Regions from separate parts of the Mus musculus genome. Here region 2 is linked to region 1. Evidence: chromatin loops called from intact Hi-C (ENCODE). Cell type or tissue: heart. All regions are shown on one strand. Each heading gives the region's core, and the rest is flanking DNA. Links, peaks and the distances in the headings are about the cores only.

Evidence for each region. Hi-C counts contacts between places; a loop is a spot of excess contacts. Peaks named below come from ENCODE experiments on the same cell type or tissue, not always from the same donor. Only the 100,000 strongest peaks of a DNase experiment are listed, where the experiment ranks them.
Region 2: a loop joins it to region 1, with 2.9 times the contacts of the local background. A loop is called at or near these places in 13 of 42 quality-filtered maps.

Annotation. Positions count from the first base shown.
Region 1 is chr11:99,239,562-99,248,573 of GRCm38, reverse strand. Krt222 (keratin 222) reads left to right here and starts at 4,427. Exons shown (of 6, transcript NM_172946.3): 1 at 4,427-4,631; 2 at 7,953-8,081. The coding sequence starts at 4,536. It overlaps Gm32385 (a long non-coding RNA gene), which reads right to left and starts at 4,679. Exons shown (of 4, transcript XR_389025.3): 1 at 4,592-4,679; 2 at 2,234-2,297. In heart, for the core only: CTCF peaks have their summits at 3,852 (motif pointing right) and 5,108; a DNase peak (open chromatin) is centred at 4,563; H3K4me3 peaks cover 880 bases; H3K27ac peaks cover 710 bases.
Region 2 is chr11:99,184,206-99,193,217 of GRCm38, reverse strand. No RefSeq gene overlaps it. Among named protein-coding and RNA genes, the nearest start is that of Gm32249, 20 kb to the right of the region's middle. In heart, for the core only: a CTCF peak has its summit at 3,749 (motif pointing left); no DNase peak of the experiment used is centred there; H3K27me3 peaks cover 2,784 bases.

The DNA of each region.
Region 1 (9,012 bases), core at 318-8,317:
AGGATTTCAGTGATGAAGGGAATGAAATCATCTACCATCTCACGCAGTTACTGTTTTAATGGCAAGGGCAACTAAACTCTACTTGATAAAAATCCCACATACCATATCATTTTGTTAACTGTGTATTAGCTCTCTAAGCTTGGCAGGAGAGGTGCTGCACACCTTCAAATCCCAGCAGTCTGGAGGTAGAGGCAGAAGCAGGCTGATCTCTGTGAGTTCAAGGCCAGCCTGGTCTACAAAGAGAGTCCTAGAACAGCTGGGACTACATAGAGAGACTTTCTCTCATTAAAAATTAATTAACTGATTAATTAATTAATTAAAATTTAAACAATAGATCTCTAAGTTTAGTCATCTTCCCTAGCTGACACACTGTGCCCTTTGACCTTCAGCTCCCCAGATTCTACTCCACCTCCCACCCATAGCGTATTCCCAGGGCTTGGCTGTTGTGAATACCGCAATGAACACACAGGCCAGGCACTTTGAGAGTGAATTGATGATCATCTCCATAAGAATGGCATCCATATTGGCTTATCCTGATAGGATTCTGAAGCCTACAGCTAGTCACCAAGAATCGCATGAACCCAACTGATGATGATGTTGAGCTATTGTGACTGGTTCCTTAATAAAGAGCGTGATTTTTTTTTCAAAAGTAGCTACATTACATGCTTGCACATGTGTGAGCACTCACTGTTATGATCTTGACCATCTCGGGGCTTCAGAAGGACCATACCAGGCCAAACATTTCCACCTGAGGTTTATTGGAAGAAAGAGGGGCAAGAGAGAGAGATGGGGGAGACTTTATATATGGGTGACACAGGTAAAGGTGGGAGATTAAAGCCAGGCGTGGTGGCGCACGCCTTTAATCCCAGCACTTGAGAGGCAGAGACAGGTAGATTTCTGAGTTTGAGGTCAGCCTGGTCTACAGAGTGCGTTCCAGGACAACCAGGGCTACACAGAGAAACCCTGTCTCGAAAAACAAACAATCTCATCATCAGGAGATGAGCCAAGTGGATTCTGGGTATATGGTGGCTGTTGCCTTGGCAACAGGTCTGTGGGTCCCTCCTATGTGATGTCACGGGTTTCAGAGGACCCTTCAGAACCAGTCTGGTGCTATTGCTTTTATGCACATGTAAATATGTGAATAGCATTTCCTGGTGTGTACAAGGAGTGTTCCCAGCAAGGGGCTCAGATTTCAGATTTACATTGTGTCCAGTAGCTCCTACTCACATTTCCCCTGCCCTCCAGGGTGCGGGAGGTAGAACCTAGAACCTTGCATACACTAGGCAAGCTCTCTACCACTGAATACGTTCCCCAACCCATTAAACACTATTTATTGGTGTATGTGTGTACTGCGTGTATGTGCACTTTTGTGTAGATTCATAAACATGGGTACATGTGTGTATAAGTCAGAGGTAGGAGCTGGGTGTCTTCTTCAGTCACTCTCCATCTTCTTTTTGAGGCAGGGTCTGTCACTGGACCTGGAGCTCATGAGTCTGGGAAGGGAGGCTGGACCAAGAATTGCAGGGATCTGCTTGTTTTACCCCCACAGTGCTGGAGTTTTAAACACGTGTCACTATCTCCATTTTTTTTTTATTCACTTTACATCCCGAGCACAGCTCCCTCCCTCCTCTCTTCCTAGTCCCACCCTTACAAATCTCTAGCCCCGTCCCATTGCCTCCTTTCTCCTGCTCCAAAAAGGTTCCATCCCACCCTGGGGTATTCAGTCCCAGAAGATCTAGACACATCCTCTCCCACTGAGGCCCAACCTGGCAGTCCAAATAGTGAGAAAGGGGATCCAATGGCAGGGAATAGAAACTGAGGCAGCCCCTCCCTCCAGTTCTTGCGCAAGAACTGGACATCCAAACACAGGTTCTCACCCTTGTGCCGTGGGCAAGTCACCACTGAGCCGTTCCCCACCCCCAACCCCCTAGACCTCTACTGAATACTTTAAATGTGACTTGTCCAAACTGAGGTGGGCTATATAATACTCCTCGCGTTTTAAAGAGGTTATCAAAAGAAAAAGTGTGTAAATATTTTATATTGTTATATTTTCGATATATGGGATTAAACAAAATGTGATATTAAAATTGACTTCACCTGTTTCTTTTTAATATCTCTTGATACAATTCCTAGAGCACTCAAAACTTCATGCACAGCTTAGATTTATAGTTCACATTGTATTTCACCAAGAGGCACTGGCCTAGGTGCACAAAATGCTGGGAGACCCACTTACAGCGCAGACTGACAAGCCGGACCTCCATCACATCTAGCTCAGCAGGGATCAGGGCAGGATCAACCTGAAATAACAAGGAGCATTTAGTGTTTCACTCCTGGATTTACACTGAGTTTAATTTGGGGGCTGGAGAGGTGGTCTAATGGTTAAAAGCTTAGTCATGAGGAGCAGAGTTTGAGTCCCAGTACCCGTTTTGTGCGTCTCACTCACACAATAACTACAGCTCCAAAGGATCCAGTGCCCTCTTCTGATCCCCTCAGGTATCCAGATACACACGTATCCATGCACTCACACAGACACATACACAGACCTGTATACACAAGCATAAATTAAAAACTTACACTCATAAGTTAACTCAGAAATTTAAAGGAGCAGTAAGTGGGCTCACGAGACGAGTCAGCTGGTAAAGACACTGGCCAAGAAGCCTGACGGCCTGAGTTCGATCCCTGGAGTCGCATTATGGAAGAAGAGAGATGATTCCGGATAATTATTCTCTGACCGCCACACCTGTGCCCGTGTAAAACCACACACACACACACACACACACACACACACACACACACATACACACACTTTTTAAAAGCATATCAAAGGCCCTCTGGGTTCTAGAACCAAGATCTCATTCATTCATTCATTCATTCACTCTGTAAACAACAGGCCCATTCTCAAAAATATTTCAGTCGCATCTAACAAGGCTGCCATCTTGACTGGAGATCCCCGGGAGAAGAGAAGGAAGAAGCAAGCACAGCGTTCAGCATACAGTCAAAAGTCCCTAAGACAGTGATGCTGTCATTTCAATGAACCACCTTGGGTAGGACACTTGACCCCTCTGACCACAGTTCTTCCATCTTTACAGGTCCCAGAATGAAAAGATTGGGTGGAACACCGTTGTTGGAAGAGCTGAGGGTGAGTCCCTTCAGTGTGACGTGTTCTCTACCTGCTCTCTAGTAGCAAAAGTCTCCCTCAGTGGGGGTCCCATTGCAGGGGCCGAAGGGCTCCATTTCACAAGCCTGGTAGAATTAACTCCTGGCTCCCACCCTGCTCCAGTGCCCGTCTCCAGCCTCGCCTCATCTGGAATAAGAGTGACTTCAGGAATCCACCTCAATCCCTCACACTCTACTCCTGGGCTGGCGTCCACGGCCGGCCGTTTGAGAACCACGGCTCATGACAGTCATCTGCCTCACTCGAGAGTAGAGTAGCTGTCAGAACGCTGGACATGTACAAACACATTCAGAGGACTTTCCGTAGCATTCGGGGTTTTTAAAATTAATTTTCTTAAGTTAGCATACAAAGTCACAGGGAAGCCATTTCACCATTTCCTTCCATGGGACATTGTCCTGTTTGTAGGCATCCACCTCCGCCATGGCCCTTCACCACCACCCACAACCTTACCTGTCTCATCTGAACCAGTCCCTGCCTGCTTCTTGTCACCTGTATTCCTTTAACCCTTTGTTTCCTTCTGCCTTCCCTCTCCTTTAGCATTTTGTTAAAAAATCAAAACATTTTTTTTTAAAATACTATAAAGAAAAGTTTAAACTATCATATTTGGAGCCCAGTATAATTATTTTTTTAAAAGAATTATTTATTTTATGTATATGAGTACACTGTCGCTGTCTCCAGATACACCAGAAGAGGGCATCTGATCCCATTACAGATGGTCGTGAGCCACCATGTGGTTGCTGGGAATTGAACTCAGGACCTCTGGAAGAGCAGTCAGTGCTCTTAACCACTGAGCCATTTCTAAAGCCCCCCAGTTTAATTCCTAAGCAATATGTTGGAAAAGCTAAATAAATTTCGTGTTTTATTTTGGGTTTGGGAGGTGGTTTGTTTGGGTGTCGTTGTTTCTGTTGTTTTGTTCTCCATCAGGGGTCTCACTACGAAGTCCTGACTGACCTTGAACTCAAGATCATTCTGCCTGAGTGCTAAGATAATATGCCTGCCCACTGTGACTGGCTAACTACAATTTGCTTAAGGTTGTGAGCACCCCACCCCCACAGGCAAAGCATTCACTTTGCATAGGAAACCTTTGCAGTGACCCTGTGGGTGTCATTTTCCTCTCTTCCTGGAGACTCCGAAGGTCTCTGCTGTATCAACAACAATGGGCGGGAAGGGTTTCTCAACATTTGCATAATTAATTAGCAACCCTGGAGTTTCCCCCGGCTTCTGGTGGGGGAAATGGATCTCTGCTTCTTTAAGGCTCTGCGGGGCTGTCTGCTCTGGCGACGCAGGCAGGGCAGGCTCTGCCGCAGCGGCTCATCCCATCGCTAAGGTCCAGTTAGCCAAGGTGGAGGATGGGAAAAGAATGGAGCTGTCCCAGCTCCTCAATGAGATCAGGGCAAACTATGAACAGCTCCTCACCAGAAATCAGATAGAGACGGTGTTGTCGACGCGGATCCAGGTAATGATTTCATTCAGCCAGGCACCTTCAGGATAAGGAGACAGTCCATGTCTACCCGATTCCTGTCCCGGCCTCTCTGAGGTACAGTATCTCCTTTTCCACGCAGCATCTACTGGGGAGGCGATGTAGGTGTTCCTGCACTGGGTCTGGGGTGGCAGGCAGGGAGAAAACCCTTTGGCTGTGCTGTTGAATAACCATTCAATAAATATTGATTGATGCATTGGGATTTTATAGAGATCGTAAGGTGACCGTCATTACTAAAACATGGAGTCAACAAGCAATAAAATGGTGCTCTCTGACCTCTTTGGGTTTTTTTTTTTTTTTTTTTTTTTTTTTTTTTTTTTTTTTTTCAGGAAGGAAGCATTCCAAACAACTCTTCAAAGATATTATGGAGTTAATTATAGAGGCAATTTAAATAACATCTGTAGACTCCAAGCTTGATAGTCAAGATTGTTTGCCTTGCACACTCTGGGGGGAGACAAAAAGCAAGAAAAATATTTCTAGAAGGTTTCTATCATATTTCCCAAGCACTTGGTTTCATACTGACTGTTATAAATAGAATCAACTGAGCATGTGAATGTGGCTTTGAGAACCAAGAATACAGATCTGACAATCAAAATCCCCCCAGCTGAGTAGTGAGAGACTCTACACTTAAAAGTAGCCATTTTTGCTTTGGGGGTAGAAGAACTGTTTACTTCCGACACAAAGCTTGCAAGATATTTAAAATAAATAAATGAAACAGAGCCAACTCAGACCAAGGCTCAATTCAAATCCTGTCTACTCAGTTTCAAAGTAATACCTGCCTTTAATAATTAAGGCCTCAAATTTAAATAAATTTAAAAGCAAATATTTGGGAAACAAAGTTTCAGAAACTCAGGACGGTTTTATTAGCTTACCTCTTATACCCGGGTTCAAATTGTATTCCCAGCACCTGGACACAGCAAAGAGTTTACTTAAGAACAGGGCCAAAAAACAAAAACAAAACAACAACAAAAAAATGATAGCTAAAAAAAAAAATCACAGGACTTTGTTTCGTTAGTAACTTATTGCAATATCATTATAAATTTTGCCTGTGGGTAATAGTCTTGGTTTTTAAAAAGAATGATCAGTTCAACGGATTAAACAAGGTCACCGGGCTCTTGGCTTAGATGGAGGAGAAGTTTGTTCTCTTCCCACGTGATAGAGAAAAATATTAAGAGAGGACAACTTTTGAAAATCATAAACCAAATAAAAATTTTGCAAAGTAAACTTATAAGTTGAATTTACAAGTCCCAGTGCTTGAAGTGACTTTGAATTTAAAAAAAAAAAAAAAAAAGCAAAACGTTTTGTAACATAAAAGTTCTTGAGAGAAATGTGTTTTCCCAAGTAACTCACAAAGTCGGTTTATTATATTATTGTAACATATGCAAAGCCCTGGGTTCAAGCCCTAGAACGATGCAAGTAAATCCGGAAAATAAACATACAGTTGCTTTGGCTAACAAGTAGTGCATAGTAAGTCACCTCCCAAAACTCAACAACCTAACATTTAGACCAACGCATCCTGTCTTGTAATTCAGTAGGATGAGGAGGCTGGGGGATGGGGACTCTGGGTGGTGCCCTACTGACTGGCATAACCAAAGTGACTGGCTAATGTGTTTGGGACCTTGGCAAGAGCTTACTGGAAGGCTAGCCTGAGATCCTTGAGCCTGCTACCTGCCCCCTCCACGTGGCCTCGGGTCCCTCTCTACCTAGCCTCCCTATATGACCTCTCTAACCAGGTATCCAGGTTTCTAAAATGATGACCCAGGGCTCCCAAAAACATGACGTGGAAGCTGACAGGCTTCTTATGGCTTAGCCTAGAATCTGCACAGCGTCTGTCACCTCTACCATAGCCAATTGGTCACAGCAAGACTCAGGACAGCCTGATTCAACCTTGAATCACGGATGTGAACTTGGGGGAGGTGTGGCTCACTAGGGACCATCTTAGGAATCTAACACACAGTTTATCTGCCAGCTCCCCAACGAGAATTCAAAAAACTAGTGGTCCCGGTAGCCTTATCTTGTTTACAAAAGTCTTTATATCCTGATCTGCAGGACTATGTGTAAAAGTGAAACATGGTGGTGAACACTGTGATCCCAGCAGTGAGATCCGGAGACCGGCACATAGATCCCTGGGGCTCACTGGCCAGCCATCCCAGCAGTGAGATCCGGAGACCGGCACATAGATCCCTGGGGCTCACTGGCCAGCCATTCTAGCCTAGTCAGCCAGCCGGGGTCCCAGTGAGAGACCATGTCTAAAAAAAAATGAAAAAGAAAATCAAAGCTCCTGAGAAACTACACCTGAGGCTGACTCCAGCATGTAATATACACAGGCTATACTACACACAAAAATACACCGGCATGGACACACACATACACACCTTCACGGACACACAAACACACACACACACACAAAATCATTTTTATTATCCCAAATATCCAAACTGAAGATTCCTTCTTAAAAACATCATCTTGAAAAAAGTAAAAGGGTTTCTGTAGCACAGAACTTCATTTAAGAACACCGACAGCCGGGCGTGGCGGCCACGCCTTTAATCCCAGCACTTGGGAGGCAGAGGCAGGCGGATTTCTGAGTTCGAGGCCAGCCTGGTCTACAGAGTGAGTTCCAGGACAGCCAGGGCTACACAGAGAAACCCTGTCTCGAAAAAGAAACCAGAAAAAACAAACAAACAAACAAACACCGATGGCTACGACAACTTAAGTTTCCAGTTCACTAGTCTAGTAATCATGTTTTTTAGCAGTGTCTGCTCCTAGTCCATACATCCAGAATTGATGTGCATCTGCCTCTATGAAGCAGCCTACAAAACATGTGGAAAATAATCACTAAATTTCAAATGATCTTTCTTATTAACACATTCAAAAAAAGGAAAGGATCAGAGGTCACAAATTTGTCTCAAAAAATTTCGTTAAAACAGATGTGCTTTTTTTCTTTGTCTTTATTTCATAGGCTGATATAGTTAGAAGGAACTTCTAAGATCATTTTATAGCAGAGAAGATTGACTAGCTTGAGCATTTGATCAATTAATAAACAAAACACCAGAACACACACTTGTAAGCCACCATGTGCTTGCTGGGATTTGAACTCAGGACCTCTAGGAAGATCAGTCAGTGCTCTTAACCACTGAGCCATCTCTCCAGCTCAGAATGCACACTTGTAATCTAATAGAAGTAGAAAAGGTGATTTGATTCCTATATAATTGTTCTGTGATTGCTTTTGAACGCCTCCCTTTCAAGAGTGCCCTTTGGTTTTTTTGTGCGCTGTTGTTATTATTGACTTTCTTACAGCTAGAGGAAGATATAACCAAAAAAATGGACAAGGATGGGGAAGCTCTGAAGGCAGCTCAGGCTGAACTCAAGGAGGCCCGCCGGCAGTGCCACCACCTGCAAGTGGAAATCGAGTCTCTCCACGCTGTGGTAAGGAAGAGCTCAAGGCAACTGGCTCCTTGCGCCCCAGAGCCTATGCAGATTAGAGAGAGGAGGCGACTTGGGAAGGTGGCTTGCTGGCAGGGCACCTGCCCAGTGTGTACAACAGAGAAGGGGGGGGTGAGAGAGAGAGAGAGAGAGAGAGAGAGAGAGAGAGAGAGCGCAGAACTATGGAGGCCACTGAGTGTTAGCCCGAATCCTCGCTCTTTCCCACCCACTGGCTGTAATCAGCTCACTCAGGGTTCAGCTTATATGGAGAGAAATTTGGTTGTACTTGATTGTGGGACTGGGGCTTCCTGACTGTTGCTATGAGAAATTGGATTGTGTATTGTTATTATTATCTATAGTCTCCTAACCACTGGCTTCTTGCATTCATGTCATTGAGATTTTTAATGGAAAAATAGTTAATACTTTTCTAGCATGCCTTTTTGAAATTATGTTTGTTTGTTGGTTGGTTGGTTGGTTGGTTGGTTGGTTGGTTTGTTGGTTGGTTGGTTGGTTGGTTGGTTTACTGTGTGCACATGTGGAAGTCAGAGGAGGACTTTTGTGAGCCAGTTCTCTCCTTTTATCATGTGGGACCAGGGGCTTGAACTCAGACTGTTAGACTTAGCGGCAATACCTTCATCCAGAAAGGCAAAGCATAGGCCCCTAGCAACCTGATTTCACCTTTGACATTATGTTTTCAATATTTTTTAAAAAATCAAATAATTCAGAATAACAGTAAGTTAATCCCAGTGTAAAGGACTTCTTTTTTTCTTGCCAAAAGAATAACTACAAAATTATTTTGAAATGTAGAAAGCTATCTAGTTATGTATGGTTTAAAAAAAAAAAATTCAGTACTGAAGACTGAAACCAGGGCCTTGTGCTTGTTAAACAAGTGCTTTACTACGAAGCTGCATCCTTAGTCCCTACTCCTTGATGT
Region 2 (9,012 bases), core at 348-8,347, 55 kb after region 1:
ACTGAAGGAGACACAGGAGAGAGGATGTTTTGCTAAAGCAAGCACGTGAAAGACATGTGATGAAAGATTCTTCACTAACAACACACATGTATTGGTCCGCCTTACACTGAGTAGCTAAGCAGCATTTGTCAGAACTCCATAAAGAGAAACACACCAACAAACTCGTGGTGGTGTGCTGCAGCTTTCTTGCCACTTCTGCAGACTCCGGCTGATTGGCAGAGTGATGTCAGCTAGAACAGACTCACGTGCTGAGCAAGACACCTGGTGCGACAAGACCCATAGAGGATGGGTATTGCCCGAGCTTTTGTCCCCACCGGCAAGAACACACTCAGGACAACCGGAATCTTCTGCGGCAAAGCTTTTATTGCTTACTTATCAGGAGGGAAGACCCCGAAACCGGGAAAACGGTGCTGCTTATATAGCCCGCAGCGTGACGTTTCAGCACCTGATGTGGCGTGACAGCTCCTGATTCGTTGCTCGCCCATCACCCCATTACTACGCAGCGAGATGGGCAGTGACTAGGCGTGAGTTCACTCTTGCACTTGTGCATAAGGCTTGTTTACTAGTTAGGCGCAGTGGAAGCCAGCGCCATCTTATAATGGCGATTGCTCACGGCACACACGCCATTGCTCGCGGCACGGCTCTCCACAGATGGGCAGTGACGGAGGCTGAGCTAGGCTTGCTCATAGAGCTAGCTGTATAATGCTTGTTGGTCTCTAGTATTCTCTAATCTTCGCTTCACTGAGAGAGGCGAAGGAACGACCCGAGAACTTCTGGCGATTCTCTTGGTCCTTCCTGCTGTTGACTTGTGTAGAGGCTGAGGCTTGGCTGTCTCTGCTGGGTGGTGCCACCGCAGCTGATTGGTGTTTGCTATCCCAACTCTATCCAACTGGAGTGCTGGTGTACTCGTGAGGTGTTTGTGTGTGGATCGAGCTGCCACTGCAAACCTGTGAACTGAACTGCCGATTTCCAGACAACACAGTTGAGAGTTCCTCCAAGGAACCTTTGTAAACGGGTCCACTTCTCCCATATCCGTTCTTTTCCACTATCTCTGGTGGGTAGTTGATTCCAAGGGAGGTTAAAGCAGTTAAGAACCATCGTTAATGGGAAGAGAGACTCTTGGTCTTATGAAGATCATATGCCCCAGTACAGGGGAACGCCAGGGCCAAGAAGTGGGAGTGGGTGGGTAGGGGAGCAAGGTCGGGGGTGGGGGTGGGGAGGATATAGGGGACTTTCTGGATAGCATTTGAAATGTAAATGAAGAAAATAACTAATAAAAAATTGGAAAGAAAGAAAAAAAAAAAAAGAACCATCGTCCGGGTGTGGTGGGGCACGCCTTTAGTCCCAGCAGTGGGGAGACAGAGGCAGGCAGATTTCTGAGTTTGAGGCCAGCCTGGTCTACAAAGTGAGTTCCAGGACAACCAGGGCTACACAGAGAAATCCTGTCTCGAAAAGCTTAAAAAAAAAAAAAAGAAAGAAAAGAAAAAAAAAAAGAACCATCGTTAAAAGTAAACCTTAAAGCAATCAAAGCTACAGTATACCTATATAAATTATAAATGGTTGATTACTGAGAGCAGTCTTTGCAAAGCAAGTGTCTTTAAACAGTAAAAGCTACATCTGGAATTTGTGTATCCTTCAATATGAAGTTTGTTAGTAGGCAAACCTGTCTGTTGGTTTGTCTTTTGAATCAGTTGAGCCAATAGCTCTAGAAAAGTAAGACATGGTTTTTATATATGATGTGCATCGGCCAGGTAGCTGCTGCTGCTGCTAAATTGATGAAGCTACCAACACCATCAGAAATCTGAGAAGGATAAATTATAGAAACCAAATAATGTCTCAGTTAGAATGACAGAGACTTACCACTACCTAGACTGTCACCCTGGGCTCCTATGGTCTCGATGGCTTCACTGGGGGCAGTGGTCGGTCTTCATACAGGACAGAATTTAAGTTTTAGCTGCCATAGAGTGCAGCATCAGCCTTTGGCTCCTAACCCCAGGTTTGAGAGGTTTTCCTGTGGAGAAGGAACTTAGGAAGATTGACCCCACTTTGACTTAGAATATGGCAGTCAGCCCAACAGTGTCCGTAGCTTGGGCAGAACCCTGGCAACAGGCAAGGCATAGGCAGTTTCACCAAGTGGTCAGTGTTACCACATGCAGGTGGAGTTGGCGGTGCTCCACAAGAGGTTTTAAAAAAAAATTAAAAACGTGATGTCCCCCAAATACTGAATATTTTAGTAGATCAAATTTGAAAAATGGTCTCTCTGCATTCCTCTTGAACTAAGTCTCAAGACAGCACCGAGAGGAGTCCTCCCTATGACTTTGGAAGAGACCATCCTTGTTCCCAAGAGAGACATGGGGAATGGGTTAAACTAGCCTGCCGCCTCCCCAATATACCAGCTTTGCTTCTCCTGCCCTCAGTTTCCCCCAGTACCCACCCTCACCCTGTCCTGTGGGGTGTGGAAGACTTTGCACTGCCACTAACCTATCACACACACACACACACACACACACACACACACCTGCACACCTGTTTCCTAGGGTCTTTGTTAGGTCTCTCATCCCGGGTGTCAAGAAAGAAGCTCAAGCCGGACAACAGAAGGATTTCTGGCAGGTTGGTAGAGGCCAGCAGTCCTCAATCATTGCCTTGCCTCCAGCAGAAGGGAAATGACTCTCCATTGATAAGAACACCTATAGCACTTATCAGCACATCAAAGCCCATCCTGCCTCCAGGCTCCCTCAGTCTCTACTACTCACTAGTACTTGTTAGACACCTCAAAGCCTTCCTAATGGCTTACTGTCTCTCCTCACCTCCCCAGGCTTCCTATCTCCCAGATACCCACTCACTCTCCACGTAATGGCATAATGGCAATGTTGTCCCCAACCTCCCTCTCCTGCTCCTCCATCTCTCTATTCCTCATCCTCTGCTCTCGAGCCCTGGCCATATCCAAACCGTTTCTCTTTCTCTCTTCTCTGGACAATTCCAGATGCCTCTGGATAATTTCCCTCCCTTATTCACAACCAAAACATTTAATGGAGTGGCCCACGCGAGCAGTTTCTTTACTGCACCCCCCTTGCATACAGTCTTCATTCTCTATAAGGTTCTACTGTTCCATAAAACGTTTACATTTTTTGCATGATTTTTTTTTCTTGTTAATCTGTCTTTTGTTACAGAAATCCAGGCAAGAACTCAAAAGGGTTAAAGTTGGGTGAGGGAGAGTCCCTTGCTTACAAAATCAACTTTTCCACTCCTGGTCTGAGTTGTTCTAGGTCAGTGCAGCTGAAATGCCGGATAGTTAGCACAGGACCGTTTGGAAGTCTGGTAGCCTGCAACAAGCCAACTTATTTACAAGCATTTTACTGCACTAGGATCAAGAAAGGAGAGTAAGCCTGGCCTGGAGGCTCACACTGAACGACTTCAGCACTTGGAAGTTGACGTTGGAAGATTGCTGTGAATTTGAAGCCAGTCTGGCGGGCTACATGAGTTTCAGGCCAGCATGGGCCACACTGTGAGACCCAGTCTCAAAAAAAGAAGGAAGAGAAGAGCCAAGGGGGAGCGGGACCAGAGAAGTTTACAAGCATAGGGACTGCATCTCACCCAAGCATCCTTTCTCTGACAGCACTTCCTGATGGGAAGGTTAAGGGGAGAAGCAATAATCCCAGGGCTGATAGCGCCTGTGATGCGCTGTTACAAACCACCTGAAGTGGCAGGTTAGGAGCCGCCTCTTCTGCTTGGCCTCTAGCGCCCTCTACAGGAGCTTGGCAAGAACTGGCCGCAGGGACCTCGGACAAAATCTGACTCCGCTCAGTTTGAGATTGAGGAAGGGCATTTTACCACAACTGTGGGAAAGTCCCTGGGCTAACTGAAACAAGTTGGTCATCTCGCTAAATAAAGCTGAACCTAAGCTATATACAGGGATCGGACAGGGACCCGTGCGACCCTACCTTCATCTTTACGGTTGAAATGAGAACAGAGAATGAAAATGGGAACTTTCTGACTCAGTCAGTGGGACAGAACGCTGTGTCAGCCGTGGCAGCCCAGGCTGGGCAGAGAGGCTGGTAACTTTAAGTTTCCTTTGGGCCGTTAATCATTGGTCTTTCACTCATTCAACATTATTCAGTATCTGCCAAGAGCCTTACTTGGCTCAGATGAGGTCCAGTGTGATATGGTCCCCGTGCTTTGTCAAGTGGAAGAGCAATTTGAGCATAGGACAGGACCCAGGTGGCTACAGGACCTCCGAGTTGCACACTGGAGCACCAGGGCCAGCTCCCAGGGTAGCCTCTCCCAGTCCAGTGCCCTCTGCTTTGCACTGGAAAAGATTGATTCGGAGTCAGAACAACTTTGAAAGCCCGGAGGCCTGGGTGGAGTGGGGGGTAGGGATAAATCATATAAAAGTGTGTTTTTATACATTCCAGTGTCAGTGTTTGGGAAAGACTGTTCTGTGGCCTAGTTGTATTGAGAATAAGGGTATGTGACATGGATTGTAGATGAGACTGGCTGGGAAGGACACATCATGGTGGCTTTCTCTTACTTCCTTTGGGCTTGGGCTTGGGCTTGGTTAGGGTTTGGAGTCTCAGGACTGGAAGAGGAGCAGGAGGTCACAGTGGTTAGAAGAGGTGCCAGACGTTCTGCTGGACAAAGATCAAGTGCAGGGGCCATTTGTCATTCTTTCGGGGCTAAAGAAAAGCATACTGCCCAGGGTCCCTTCCCACTCACGCTCAAAGACAAGCCCTGGACCCCTGGGCAGGATGACTGCTCCAAGGGTGGGATTCAGTCTGGGCTGAGAACCAGAGCTCTTCCCAGTCTCCTCCCCTCCACTTCTCCCCTCTTGTTCCAGCTTAGCCCTGTCCCATCTCCTTCTCTCTGTTTTCTAAGAGAGAAGGGCCCAGTTCTAAGAACTCTCCGCCAGCCATCCCTCCGAGGGACAGTCATCCTCCTCCTGCCTTCTCTGCCTCACAGGACCACACAGGTGAGAGCCACCCAAGGTTTCTCATTTCTTTCTTCGGTCTTCACGATTCTCCTCGGAGCTGGGCCCAAGGCTCCTGCTGCTCAGAGCTTTCCCCTTTCCCTGGCTCTGCAACACTGATAGCAAATCCTGACTTGCATACAACGGAAGGCAAATCCTGCCTGACAGCCTGTCTGCTCTTCTGTGCTCGGGAAGACACGGGGGTAAAAGAAGAGGTAGGGAGGCGAACTCCACCTGAGGGTCTGGAGAGATAAAGTCTCACGGGGCCAGGATTTTAGACTCAGGGGACCCTTAACCAAGGCCCTTGGGAATGATAGACCAGTTTGTTGGCCTGGGGAGCACACAGAACGCTTTGTAAATGGGCTATGACATTATAGAAATCAACCAAGCCTGCAGGGTTGGGAGGAGGGTTAGTTTTTAGGGTGAGACCGGAAAGATTCTACACAGGTTTGTGCCGGCGACTTCTGTCTCTGTTGGTACACAGTGGGGTGAATGATGGGGGAGTGGAGGGGAATGGTGACCTTTGAAGATGATAACCTCTGACCCCAGAGCCTTGTTTCCAAGTAGATGAAGCTATTACATGTTCTGTGTTCCACCGCTAGTCTCTTTCCTTTAGGTTAACCTGTCCTTCTCTGTCAAGGGCTGCCTTCCCTGGGGAGAAGCCTTGAGCACTGAGATGGGGGTTGAGTGGAGAATTTGAGACAGTGACTTTCTTGATGTCCTAGGGGACTGAATGGACAAGAAGCATCCAGGTGTTTGTGGCCTTACGCAAATGCTCTCAGGCTTTCTGTGAAGTGCCATGCAGGAGGTGACGGAGCTGTGGTATAAGGCCGGCTCTTGTTTGCATTAAGTTGGCCTTGGGTCCCTATGCAGTTGAGAACCTGTTCTGGTGGCTTTTCTTCCTCCTTAATTATCGGGGCCCAATCTGAGTGCCCTGAGAATGCTACCTCTTGTTTATGGTCCTGCAAGGAATCTCAGAAACTCCAGCATCTCCCCAGACTGCATCATTCCCTCCTTCCCAAATGGCCAGACCTGAACCCTCTCCTAGGACTATCCCCCCTGTCAGAAACAAAAAGAATAAAATTGGGGCAGCTCAGAAGTCTACCTTCCACTGGGGGAGCTCTAAGGACCAAATGAGAAAGGCTGTGAATGGGGGAGCAGGCTACAGAAAAGCCCTAAGTGCTCCTCAAACCCAAGGGGGTTTTGGTTGTTGTTGTACTGTAAGAGGTACTGTAAGAGAACTCTCCCCTCTTGTTCTCACTTCCTCTTCTCTGCCTCAGGCCCAGGAAGGGGAAAATCCTTCAGATTCGCAGCTGACATAATAGAACTAAGACAACACTGGTAGAGTTCCATTCTCAACCAAGATTTTCTGAAAGACTCCGCAAAACTGGGTTCTGATGGTCCTATAATGATCATGGCCCTTAAAGAAAAAGAAAAAACAAAACAAAACAAAACACTGGATTGCTGGGCAGTGGTGGCACAAATCTTTAATCTGAGCATCCAGGAGACAGAGGCAGGCAGATTTCTGAGTTCAAAGCCAGCATGAACTACAGAGCGAGTTCCAGGACAGTCAGGGCTGCACAGAGAAACCCTGTCTTGAAAAACAAAATCAAAACAAACAAACAAAATCACTGGATCAGAAGAAACAATGTTAGAAGAACACTAAAGGCCTGCCAGTCTAACACTCCACTATACAGCCCTATGCAGATGTCCTCTAGGAAGGGAGAGTGACAGCCTTTTCCAGCAGCCCTGGAGAAGGCATTGGCCCCAATGTTATGCTAACTGCCTATGCCTACCATCCACTGGTTCTCAGTGTGGCTGTGATGGCATTTCAATTGCACAGAGAACCCAGGAATGCCCCTAGCCTGCTTCCCTTGCAACAGGGTCCAAGGGAAACCAGACTAAAGAATCAATAGAAAAAAATAGGGGTTCTCTGTAACTCCAGCAAGATTGGCACCAATGACATCATTAAGCTTAGGGAAGAGTTCCCCCATCTACTGAGAATCATAAAAAACAGTCATACTGTGTACTTATCCTTCAGGGTTAGCAAAGTTCAAAAGATGGTGCATGTCCCAAGGGGTTGGACTGTGTGAAGGTCATGAGTTGTGGCTGAAAAGTGGCCCTGGCTCACCTTTAAGAGACACTGAGCCTCATCACCTGCTGGATATGAACTACAACAATCTGATGAATGGCTACCCTGATGTTGAGATGCAATTTTGCCAAATCTCTACTTCCAACTACAGAGAGACATTACATGTTTGTCTTCTACCCAAAGATGTGGTCTATACATGTCCTCATAACCTGACTCATGGCAGGGATAGAGAAAAATTTGGTTAATTTCTATCCTTATGTCCCCAATGATGAATATATATCATATATTTGTGAACAAAATCTAGGAAAATGTCCAATGGAAGAGTGGATGGGTAAATGAGTGGCTAGGTTGGTGGGTAGATGGATGGATGGGTGAATGGGTGAATGGATGGATAGATGGATGGATGGATGAATGGGTAGATGGTGGGTGGGTGGATGGATGGATGGATGGATAGATGAATGGGTGAATGGATAGATGAGTAGTTAGATGGATGGGTAGGTAGATGGATGGTGTGATGACCAGGGAGTGACACCATCTGGAGGTGTGGCCTTGTTGGAATAGGATCTGGTTGGAATGGGTGTGTCACTGTGGGTGTGGGCATAAGATCCTAACCCTAGTTGCCTGGATGTCAGTCTTCCACTAGCAGCCTTTGGATGAAGACATAGAACTCTCAGCTCCTCCTGCGCCATGCCTGCCTGGATACTGCCATGCTCCCACTTTGATGGTAATGCTCCCACTTTGATGGTAATGGACTGAACCTCTAAACCTGTAAGCCAGCCCCAATTAAATGTTGGTTTTTTATAAGACTTGCCTTGGTCATGGTGTCTGTTCACCTAACTAAGACAGAAGTATAGATAAATGAGTGGATGGGTAGATGGATGGATGGATGGATGGATGGATGGATGGGTGGGTGGGTGAATGGATTGATATAGGTGTAGATACCAAGTGGTTATAGCCTGAGCCACCTGCTTCTAGGATTTTTGTATTAGAAAATATTAAAAGTCTTGGCCCAGTGCTTCCTCCCCACTTTAGACCATTTGTGTTCCCAGATGAAAGGCATACACAGCCTTCATATTTTTAATATGCCTTAGGCAGTACTGTAGCTAAGCACTTGCTTGCCCTCCATGCTGTTAGAATCTACTTTCCTATCAATACTACTAAGTTTCATCTAGGCTGCTCTTAGCTCCAACTGGCCAGCCCACATGGCCATATTTTTTACAGCTCAGCTAGCCCATGGTGGCTCTTCTTCCTCCTCTCCTCCATGTTCTCCTATTTAATAGTCGCTTCTCCTCCTCTTTCTCTCCCTCCTGGTCCTCCCTTCCAAAGCCTGCAACCCCCCAAATCTCAACCTCACCTATGCCTTTTCTGCCCAGCTATTGGCTACCGGAATCTTTATTCGCCAACCAGAATTAACCTGGAGGCAGGGTCCCAGGGACTACATGCAGACTCCAGGTCTTGGGGGCCTGGACTTAGCATTGCCATAGACAGTAAAAGACAAAACCTCAATACATTCTCTTTCAAGAACCTGTGTTCTTCAATAATAAGAGATGGAAGAAGTAGTTTAATGATAGAGTGCTTTGTGCATGACCCTGAGTTCTGACCCAGTACCGTAATAAGAAAATCAGAGAGAGATGAGTATGCCCTGAAACATAACTAGATGTGGGAAAGGCTTTGATTTCACCTGTCCACGGCACATTTGGAGGACATTGTACCTTTGTGTCTTGCTCCCCATGACCATGGCAACTCTTATAAAGGAAAACATCTAATTGGGTCTTGCTTACAGTTTCAGGGGTTTAGCCCATTTTTATCATGGTGGGGAGCATGGTAGCACAGAGGTACACATGGTCCTGGAGAAGGAGCTGCGGGTTCTACTGTAATGTCAAGGAAGTGTTAGTGAACCCCCAAAGGCCAGACAGGAGCCAATCCTATGTAAATCACACCAGGGCCTTTATTTGAG